2 separate regions of the Homo sapiens genome follow, and region 2 is linked to region 1. A link is an interaction called in ENCODE POLR2A ChIA-PET data of the cell type or tissue named here. Cell type or tissue: OCI-LY7. All regions are shown on one strand. Region 1 has its middle 31 kb from the start of CPEB4. Region 2 overlaps CPEB4 (cytoplasmic polyadenylation element binding protein 4).

Region 1 (5,000 bases):
CCTTCCTTCCTTCCTTCCTTCCTTCCTTCTTTCTTTCTTTCTTTCTTTCTTTCTTTCTTTCTTTCTTTCTTTCTTTCTTTCTTTCTTTCTTTCTTTCTTCTTTCTTCCTCTCCTTTTTCTTTTTTTTTTTAGTCTCGCTGTTGTCCAGGCTCTGGGCTCACTGCAGCCTCCATCTCCTGGGTTCAAGAGATTCTCCCGCCTCAGCCTCCTGAGTAGCTGGGATTACACTCACCCGCCATCATGCCCAGCTATTTTTTGTATTTTTGTAGAGACGGGGTTTCGCCATGTTGGCCAGGCTGGTCCTGAACTCCTGACCTCAGGTGATCTGCCTGCCTAGGCCTCCCAAAGTGCTGGGATTACAGGTGTGAGCTACTGCGACTGGCCGACACCTGATTCTTTCTACATTTGCCCTCTCTTCCTCCCTCTAACCACCATTTTGTTCCTATTTGTACTGGGCCCTGTGGGCTGCCTTGTAAACACTCTTTCCTTTTTCCCTCCTGGCCAACAGGACTCTGATTTGATAGAAGCGTCCATTGATCCAGATAGGTTATCTTACCCCATATCAATTAGATACCCAATGTAATCATGGAAAATACCATTTCTCTCACTTGTGTAGTTCGGGCTGGGCTTGTGAGTCACTTGTGGTCTAAGGAAAAGTGTACTGGGGACTCCTGGGGAAAGCTTCTTCTCTTTTAGAAGATACAGAAGTTTTCTTTGTTTCGCTAGACAGTTGTGTCTGGATGTGCCTGGCACTACAGGCACCATGAAGGGACCCAGCCTTGGGATGGGCAGAGACACAGAAGGAAACCAGGCCCTGATGATGTGGTGCAGCAGTGCTGTGTTCCCCATTTTCCACCTTTTACTTGAGAACTCCCAGCTCAGTGAGATAAAAATGTGCTTATCGTAGAAGCCACCTTGAGTCGGGGTTTTCTGTGACTTGCAGCTGAAGGCCTCCTCATTTACGGGCAGCCTCAGGGCTTTCCTCTCACTGTTTTTCTGCTTGACCCTCTCCCCCTGGCTGGCTCCGCCTCATTCTTCAGGCCCAACTCAGAGGTCACTCCTGTCACCTCCCTGTTGGATGTGCTCCCGCCAGTCACTCCATCTCGTTCTGTTCTGTTTCCCGCAGAGCCCTTGGGATTCATTAAACTCGTCTGGTTTAAGGACAGCACTTGATTCCCCCACACCAGAACATAAGCCCCAAGACAGCAGGGACATGCCTGTCTTATTCACTCCAGGACTCCAGGACTTAGCTCAGTGCCTGCCATATAGTAGACACTCAATAAATCATCTCTGAGTGATCAAGATGTAGAGAGCTGGCATTTTAAACCCAAGCATTTTACATCTTGCTAGATGCCACCTTTCAGAACTCTTTACCTCCCTGTTTTAGGATTCAGGCTCCTTGTTTCCCTAGCTAGGCCCTGCTCCTTAGCTCACAGATGCCATTTCCCCCTAAGCATCAGCATTCTCTCTTTGCAGGTGAACTCTTAAAAAGGAGACAATCCTCCTGCCTCAGCCTCATGAGTAGCTGGGACTACAGGCACATACCACCAAACCAGGGTGACTTTTAATTGTTTTTGTACAGAGCAGGTCTCCTTATTTTGCCCAGGCTGATCTCAAACTCCTGGGCACAAGTGATCCTCCCACCTCTGTCTCCCAAAGTGGGAGCTGCCTGCCCTGCATTCCATTGCTCAGCTCAGGATTGAATTGATGGCTGTGTTCTCCAGGCCAAAATCCTGGGCACAGAATTGGGATGGCCTTATCATCCCTCTGCTCCACCTTCTTGCTTTCTCTGCCAGTAGCCCCTACCTAATCTGCTGCGGGATTGGGGGTGGGGGGCAGTAGTTATGATGGTGATGGCACCATGGATCCCAAGAATTCCTCAGAAATTAGAAATTTAGGCTCAGACAGGGAAAGTGATCTGGTCATAGGCAGTAGTTGGAAGACACGGGAAGAGAACCCAGCTTTCCTCTCTCTCCCGGTTCCAGGATCTTTCCAGTAACCTGTTACTTCTTTTTAGATAGAGACATAGTAAACTGAAAGTTGTCGTTACTTCCAAGGTGAACTAGAGCATCTCCCTATGTTGCCCAGGCTCATCTCGAACTCCTGGGCTCAGTCCATCCTCCCGCCTCTGCTTCCCAAAGTGTTGGGATTACAGGCATGAGCCACCACGTCCAGCCCGTATGATTTCTCCAATCCCTTCATGTGAGTCAAACCTGTCAGCTGTTTCAATTCTGTGAGCCTCAATTTACCAATCTGCAGATTGAGGCACTCAGCCATTTTCCTCAGAGGGTGTGTGTGTGTGTGTGTGTTTCTTAGAAGATCATGCAAGGGCTGATATAAAGGCCATAAAAACACTAAAGCAGCCTTTCCTCTAAGTCCAGGTTCAAGGGCCCATCTAAGTCCAGCATTTTAAAATTTGACCCCTTACAAACACACAGCTTCATCCTTAACAAGATGCTTAGCCTGAGCATCTATCGTCTGCCGGCTTCCTCCTCTAGCCCATCTATCCCCATCCCCTGGACATCTGGTGCCTGTGGCTGATCCATTAGCTGCCTTGCCTGCCCCCAGAGCAGAGCGATCCAGGCCACCATGAAATATTTAAGCAGCCCTGACAGCAGATAACTTACTCTGACTGGATTCTGCTTTGGCTGTGGTTTGGGTTACAGATGAGAAGGCTGACCAGTTAAGGCAGAGAAGTTAAAGGCCTGGTGCAGGGCTGCCCTTAAAATGGGGAAGGGACACTGGAAAATACATTGCAGCTAAGGATGACACTATTTTTTTTTTTTTTTTTTTTTTGAGACGGAGTCTTGCTCTGTCCCCAGGCTGGAGGGCAATGGCGCGATCTCGGCTCACTGCAACCACTGCCTCCCTGGTTCAAGCAATTCTCCTGCCTCAGCCTCCTGAGTAGCTGGGACTACAGGTGTGCACCACCACACCCAGCTAATTTTTTAATTTTTAGTAGAGATGGGGTTTCACCATGTTGGCCAGGACTAAGGATGTCACTTTTTAAACAAACGCAAACTTCGCAAGCTCAGACTTGCTACAGGATTGTAAGTCAGTAGCCAAGACCTGAGAATCCATTTCTGACAGTAGAGAATTTCAGCCTTTAGAGGCATCAAGACCTGAGTTCAAGTCAGCCTGGCTGCTTTCTAGCTGTCGTCCTCTTGTGAGTAACTAAATTGTGCTGAGACTCAGTTTCTCTATCTGTAAGTTGAAGAAAACCAGCCCTTCTCCAGATTGCCATGAGACTTAAATGCAATAAGATGTTTGGAGGTAGCTGACAGGTGTTTACTTTATGTGAGTTCCCTCCTTCCGCTTAATCAGGAGTTTCTTATCTGGGTCAGCCTTAGGAATGAGAGATAACTAGGTGTCATCTGGATGGATATAGGATGACAGTTTAAGGGTCACCTACACTGGAACCGAATTCACTTCATCTGGGCTGTTAGAACACATTCCAGACTCCTAGAATTTCTTTACTACTGACTTCATTCCAAAAAAGGATCTGAGGCTACAGAGTGCACGTATATATATTACTGTTAATAAAACAGGAGTAGGAATAATAGCAGCTAATGTTTATAGGGTTTGCTGTACAGCAGGTGCTGTGTTAAGTGCCCTACCTCACATTATTTTTTCTTAAATACAGCACCCTGACAAGCAGGCAGAAGCGTATCTGCTAAGCATTGATGGCCCTTTCTGGCTCTAATGCCAGAGCAACCCTGACTTCTAGGTCACGGTTGTAAAATAAATTGTTGCAATGGGATCCAAAAAAGGGGGAAGTTTATACTAGAGAGCTTTACAGTCACAATAACAGAAATAATTTTTCCTGTAGGAGTCCCAACAGTAAAGGTGTTTTTATAGCTGGGAGTTCATAACCATAAAACCTAAAGTCACCAGCTCCTACAGTGTAGAATCACGTGGCATCTTCCTTATCACCACCAGCTCTGACATTGGTGCAAAACATCTTACGCATTTTCTAATCTTTTTTATCATCTTTTCCAGCCAATGTTATGATAAAGTCTTGCAATCAAAGCAAATGTTACCACTGCAAAGCCATTTGACCTATTGTCCTTGTGGCTTTCTCAGCAGAGGGGCCCTGTAAGGCCAATTGTATACCATAAATAATCCATCAGGTTATCCAGTTGGCATAATGGGCCCTCCCACTGCAGAAGAAAAGCTTGTGGTTGAGTGTCCAAGGTCTCTCTGAGCTCCTTGGCAGCCCCTTCCCAAAGGGAAATACAGTGAAATTTAGAGGGAGCCCTCCTTCCCCGAAAGGAGGAAGCAAACACTCTGGGTGCTGTTGCTTTGGCTTGGTTCCTTTGGAGTGAGGTGCTGTCTAACCAGGCTCTTGGCTGGATGTTTGCTTTTCAGCCTCTTTGGCTGTGACTTCTGTGGGGTGAATATAGGATCTGTCTGCCCCACTCAGTGCAAGAAGCTGGTGGGATTTGGCAGACCCCCAAATGTGCCAGATTCCATCTACATGCATGGATTCCACACTCTTCACCTCATGGAATCTTGACAGCTCTTCTGCGAGGGAGGCAGTACGATCCTCATTTGACAGATGAGGAATAAAGGAGGCTCAGAGAGATAAGTTTAGCTGCCCAAGCTCACACAGCAGGGAAGTGGCAGAGTCTGACTAGACCCAAGATCTCCTGACTCCAGCTGCAATCTTCAGAGAGTTACGATGATGACATACTTCATTGCACACAGGGAACAGGTAACAGAGCTGGGGAACCAAGCCCAGCACTCACCCCAGTCCACCACACAACCTCCCTGCTTGCATTTGCCCAATGAATAAATATTTGCTGCCCACCTGCCAGACACCAGGGTCTACTGGATGTCCTGAGGATGTAGCTATGAGCAAGTCAGGCAGGATCTGTGTGTCCCCAAGGGGCTCACCTTCTAGTGCAAGAGACAGATGATAAATAAGAAAGCTGGTAGGTTGACAAGGGTATTGTTGTTGGGATTATCTCATGGTGGAAATATTCAAGGGCTGGGGCAGG
Region 2 (5,000 bases), 55 kb after region 1:
TTTTTGATGTTTGGTGTTAATAATAACATTTAGTAATAATGTGCCTTACATAGAGAGTAAAATTGCTACTTTGTGATCTGTGTCCCATCTAATGAAACTTACTGTCCTCTTTTATATTTAAATGCTATTTTAAAAAGTGGTTTGTGGCTGTTTGTGTCTACAGGATCGCCCCAGGACATTCGACATGCACTCACTGGAGAGTTCACTCATTGACATAATGAGAGCTGAAAATGATACCATTAAAGGTAAGTTTAGAAATATACCCAATTGATTTCAGACAATAGTTTTAAATGTGTATTAACTATTTAATCTGATACACAGTATGGCAAATATTATGGAGTCACTTTGTATGCAGTAAGTTCTATCAATTTTACACATATACCTCTTGTTGTTAAAAAATCCAACATACTTGATGAACCTCTATAGTGGAGCCATCGTGATACCAGGTAAGAGTACTACGTGAGTACTAATTGCCAAGAATGGGCAATTATCTCAAAGACACCAACTACATACCTTATTATTATTTTTTTTATATCTCAGGCAATAACTTCTCAGTGTCTTAGTTGTTTATGTCTACCTACTTATGACAGTGATTATGTCCCAGGAACAGTTCACATGTTGGTAGAATTTTTGCCTACTTTCATGTTTTAAAAAATAACCAATAGTTTCAAAGTTAAAATGAAGTTCTGTAGTTCTCAGAATTTTTTTCTATGTATTATGTTAAAAAAAAATACTGTTTCTACATGGATTCTAGTCTCATGTTACTGACAAGTTGTGTTATCTTGAATAAGACATTCTGTTTGACTAGGCCTCAATTTCTTCACCTTTATAAAGACGTAGAATTACCCGGGTGCTTTAAAAATAAAATGTAGATGTCTGGACCCCATTCCATACATGGGGTGCGGGCTTGCATGTTTTTATTTTTTTTTGAGACGGAGTCTTGCCCTGTCGCCAGGCTGGAGTGCAGTGGCGTGATCACTGCAAGCTCCGCCTCCCAGGCTCACGCCATTCTCCTGCCTCAGCCTCCCGAGTAGCTGGGACTACAGGCGCCCACTACCACGCCCGGCTCATTTTTTGTATTTTTAGTAGAGACGGGGTTTCACCGTGTTAGCCAGGATGGTCTCGATCTCCTGACCTAATGATCTGCCCGCCTCGGCCTCCCAAAGTTATTTTTTAATATCTCAGGTGATGCTAACATGTAGCCAAGAATGAAAATTGCAAGACTAGATATTTCCTAAGGGCCTTTCCTCTGATTTTGGGAAAAGTATCTCACAAAATAAAACATTTTTCTGGATAAAAATATCAGTTTATTAGAAAGCAGGTTTTTTTTTTTTTTTTTTTTTTTAAGAAACTTAGAATGTTTGGTATATTTGGTCATCCCACTTAAGCTGTTGGCTCCTTCATTCATTCATTCATTCATTCATTCATTCAGTGATTCAATGTTTATGACACTGCTTTGTGCCAGACATAGAGCTTTGCACTGAGGTCAAAGGTGACAAGGCAGCCTGTTGTTTCAACTGGTGACCTGCTTAGCCTAGTTTCCCTTTGAGTTTGGCTTATCATGTTACTGATGCAGAAAAACATTTTATGTATTTTTCAGTAGACCAATAGTGATAATATTGTTTTAATGAAGAAAGCTTTTAGGTTTCTGGAGAGAGGGAAGAAAAATAATGTGTAAAAAATAGGCATCCATCTGATGTGATACCTTTGAAATAAGAATATTTGGAAGGTCTTTACTGAGTTTCTCATGGAATTCTGGTGGATGACTTTAGTGTAGATGCATGCTATATAGCTGTGGAAAGATGATCTCCCACTCAGAATTGGCTTTATTTTTGCTACTTTTTAGCACTCTGACTTTGGGTAGTCTTCAGCCTCTTGGACCCTTTGTTTTCTCTTCAGAAAAATGAAGAGTCTAAGGTGCTATTTCTAGCACCAGAAAAATTGTACACTCTTAAAAAATAGCTAAAGGAAAAATATGAATAAGGTCTGTGGGTTGTACCAATGTCAATTTCCTGGTTTTGTATTATAGTTATGTAAAATGTTGCCATTTGAGAACACTGGATAAAGGGTACATGAGGCTTTCTCTGTACTACTTTTGCAACTTGCTGTGAATCTATAATTAGCACTTTGGGAGGTAAAGGAGGGAGAATCACTTGAGCCCAGGAGTTTGAGACCAGCCTGGGCAACATGGCAAGACCCTGTCTCTATATAATAAAGTAATTTGAAAAAGAAAAAAACACAGACCCTGTCTTTATATAATAAAATAATTTTTTTTTTTTTTTTAAAAAGTTAAGGTCTGGTGCGGTGGCTCACGCTTATAATCCCAGCACTTTGGGAGGCTGAGGTAGAGGATGGCTGGAGCCCAGGAGTTCAAGACCAGTCTGGGCAAGATGGTGAGACCTGGTCTCTACAAACATTTAAAAAAAAAAAAAATTAGCCAGGCATAGCAACCCACACCTATGTTCCCAGTTACATGGGACGCTGAGGCAGGAAGATCACTTGGGCCCAGAAGGTTGAGGCTGCAGTGAGCTGTGTTCCTGCTCTTTAAGACCCTGTCTCAAAAAAAAAAAAAAAAAAAAGTATGGAAAAAGTAGTTAAAGAACATTTGTATATTCTTAATGTGTTTAATTCTTTCAGCACATTTTAAAAGAGCTTCCCATACACTAGGTACTACAGATAATAAGTAATTAGAAATCATTTTCTAAGTGCCTATGGTTTTTATCACAGAAAATATAGGTTACAAACAGCAGTGGATAGAAACAACTTGTTATGTGACATTTTAAGAAGCAAGCCTCTAACTAATACTTAGGTTAGATAAAAGAGTTGGCACACATTATTCTTTTTTTTTTTTTTTTGAGACAAGAGTCTTGCTCTGTTGCACAGGCTGGAGTGCAGTGGCACGATCTCAGCTCACTGCAACCTTTGCCTCCTGGGTTCAAGCAATTCTCCTGTCTCAGCCTCCCAAGCAGCTGGGACTACAGGCGCCTGCCACCACGCCTGGCTAATTTTTGTATTTTTAGTAGAGATGGGGTTTCACCTTGTTGGTTGGGCTGGTCTTGAACTCCTAGCTTCAGGTGATCCACCCACCTTGGCCTCCCAAAGTGCTGGGATTACAGGCGTGAGCCACTGCACCTGGCCAGCACACAGTATTCTGATACGATTAACAATAGAATTTCCTTGGCCATCAGTTTTAGCCAGGACATCTCTATCAGATTTTTTTCTTCTAATTTGCTCAACGGATAATTGTTTAAAGTTCTGCCTTTATTCTATATTCTCTTTTTAAGTTCTCCTTACCAATTTTTACTAAATTAAGTTTCTTTAAGCTGATATTATAGGGATAATCAAAAGTTAGGTCTGATGACAAAATAAATTAAGTCTGATTGATCTAATCTGGGAACATACAGATTTTGTAAAATAGTGATTTATAGACTGCAACGTGATGGAATAGAAAGACAGTGGCTTTTGGAATCAGATCTGGTTAAACGGCCACTCTGTCACTACAGTCTGTGGTGGCTGTGAGGATGACATAATATGATGCAGCTATAGATTTCAGCGTATTGCCTAATTCATAGAAGACACTAAAGAAATTACATGTATTATTACTAAACATGTAAGTCTGCTTTCATGCTCATCAAAAAAGCCAGCTTCAGTTTAAGTTTAGGTGCCAATCTGGCTTGAGTATATTACAGGAAGCTTGTGTGTTTTTTCCTACAAAGAGCAGTAAAGAATTCACAGATGAGTGCATGGATCTAAAATGCCAGATTATAGTTACGCTTGTTTTCTTTTTCAAACAAGACCATGACCTTTGTATCATTGTAGCCTATCACTGCCAAGACATTGTTTTTGCTCAGGGTAACATTTTATTTCTTGTCAAACTATCTTCTGATTTAGATAGCTATTTTAGGAATACTATGCTTGATTTTAACAGTGGTTCATTCTATTGTGAAATTTTGTTTAAAGGTAATAAAGATAATAAAATTTGAATAACTTAAAAAAACACATTGTCATTTTGAAATAGGTATCTAACACCTACCAATTCATTTTGAAAATAAATAAATAAAATACTCTTCTAGTGCTCTGCTTCCTTAGAAACAGAAAATAGAAAATTGACATTAGCCAGGTGTGGTAGCTCACACCTGTAACCCTAGCACTTTGGGAGGGCCAGGTGGGTGCATCACCTGAGGTCAGGAGTTCGAGACCAGCCTGGCCAACATGGTGAAACCCCATCTCTACTAAAAACAGAAAAATTATCCGGGCGTGGTAGTGTGCACCTGTAGTCCCAGTTACTCCAGAGGGTGAGGCAGGAGAATTGCTTGAACCTGGCAGGCGGAGGTTGCAATGAGCCGAGATCGGGCCACTGCACTCCAGCCTGGGCAACAGAAGAGAGAGACTCCGTCACAAAAAGGAAAGAGAAGAAAATTCGTGTTAATTCTGAGATTAGTAGAGAACAGTATACCACTCAGAAAAAAAAATTAAAAGATTTGATTGTTTTAGACTTTACAATTCAAAGACAACTTTAATAATCTTAAAAATAATTTCATAAAAAATTATGAATGACCTCATTTATTTTTCTCTTTCATTTCTGGTTCCTCATAGGTATGCAGTTTGTGTGTGTATGTGTTTAATACGGCCTAAAATTGCTACGGGAACTACCAGTTGAATCTATTGGTGTGGCTATTATTAACTTAAATTTTCAAAAGAGCTAGAAAACTTAATTTGTATTTTTCATTTTGGAACAAAAAAATTCCCTTACTGTAATGCGGTTAAAAAACTTTATTTTTACTATCAACAAAATGCTTAATAGTCCTAGGAACGTTCAAGTACAGTTTTTGAATTTCTTTATGAATGTGTTATTGATTCCAACTGGTTTGTTGGAAAACTTATTTTTTTTTAAACAAATGTTCAAAGGAGTACATAGCTTTCATAATTCGTATTAGGTTTTTTTATAACTTATTTTTAATTGCTTTTCTAAGAATTTTGAGGCTACTATGATTTTTTCT

The links. ChIA-PET counts read pairs that join two places held together with the same protein. Peaks named below come from ENCODE experiments on the same cell type or tissue, not always from the same donor. Only the 100,000 strongest peaks of a DNase experiment are listed, where the experiment ranks them.
Region 2: POLR2A ChIA-PET joins it to region 1 with 7 read pairs; 3 of 35 experiments call an interaction of 5 or more read pairs at or near these places.

Annotation. Positions count from the first base shown.
Region 1 is chr5:173,854,876-173,859,875 of GRCh38, forward strand. No RefSeq gene overlaps it. Among named protein-coding and RNA genes, the nearest start is that of CPEB4, 31 kb to the right of the region's middle. RefSeq lists a cis regulatory region at 658-1,227 and an enhancer at 811-1,105. In OCI-LY7, no CTCF peak of the experiment used is centred here; no DNase peak of the experiment used is centred here.
Region 2 is chr5:173,910,360-173,915,359 of GRCh38, forward strand. It overlaps CPEB4 (cytoplasmic polyadenylation element binding protein 4), which reads left to right. Exons shown (of 10, transcript NM_030627.4): 2 at 164-245. Among named protein-coding and RNA genes, the nearest start is that of CPEB4, 25 kb to the left of the region's middle. In OCI-LY7, no CTCF peak of the experiment used is centred here; no DNase peak of the experiment used is centred here; H3K27ac peaks cover 2,060 bases.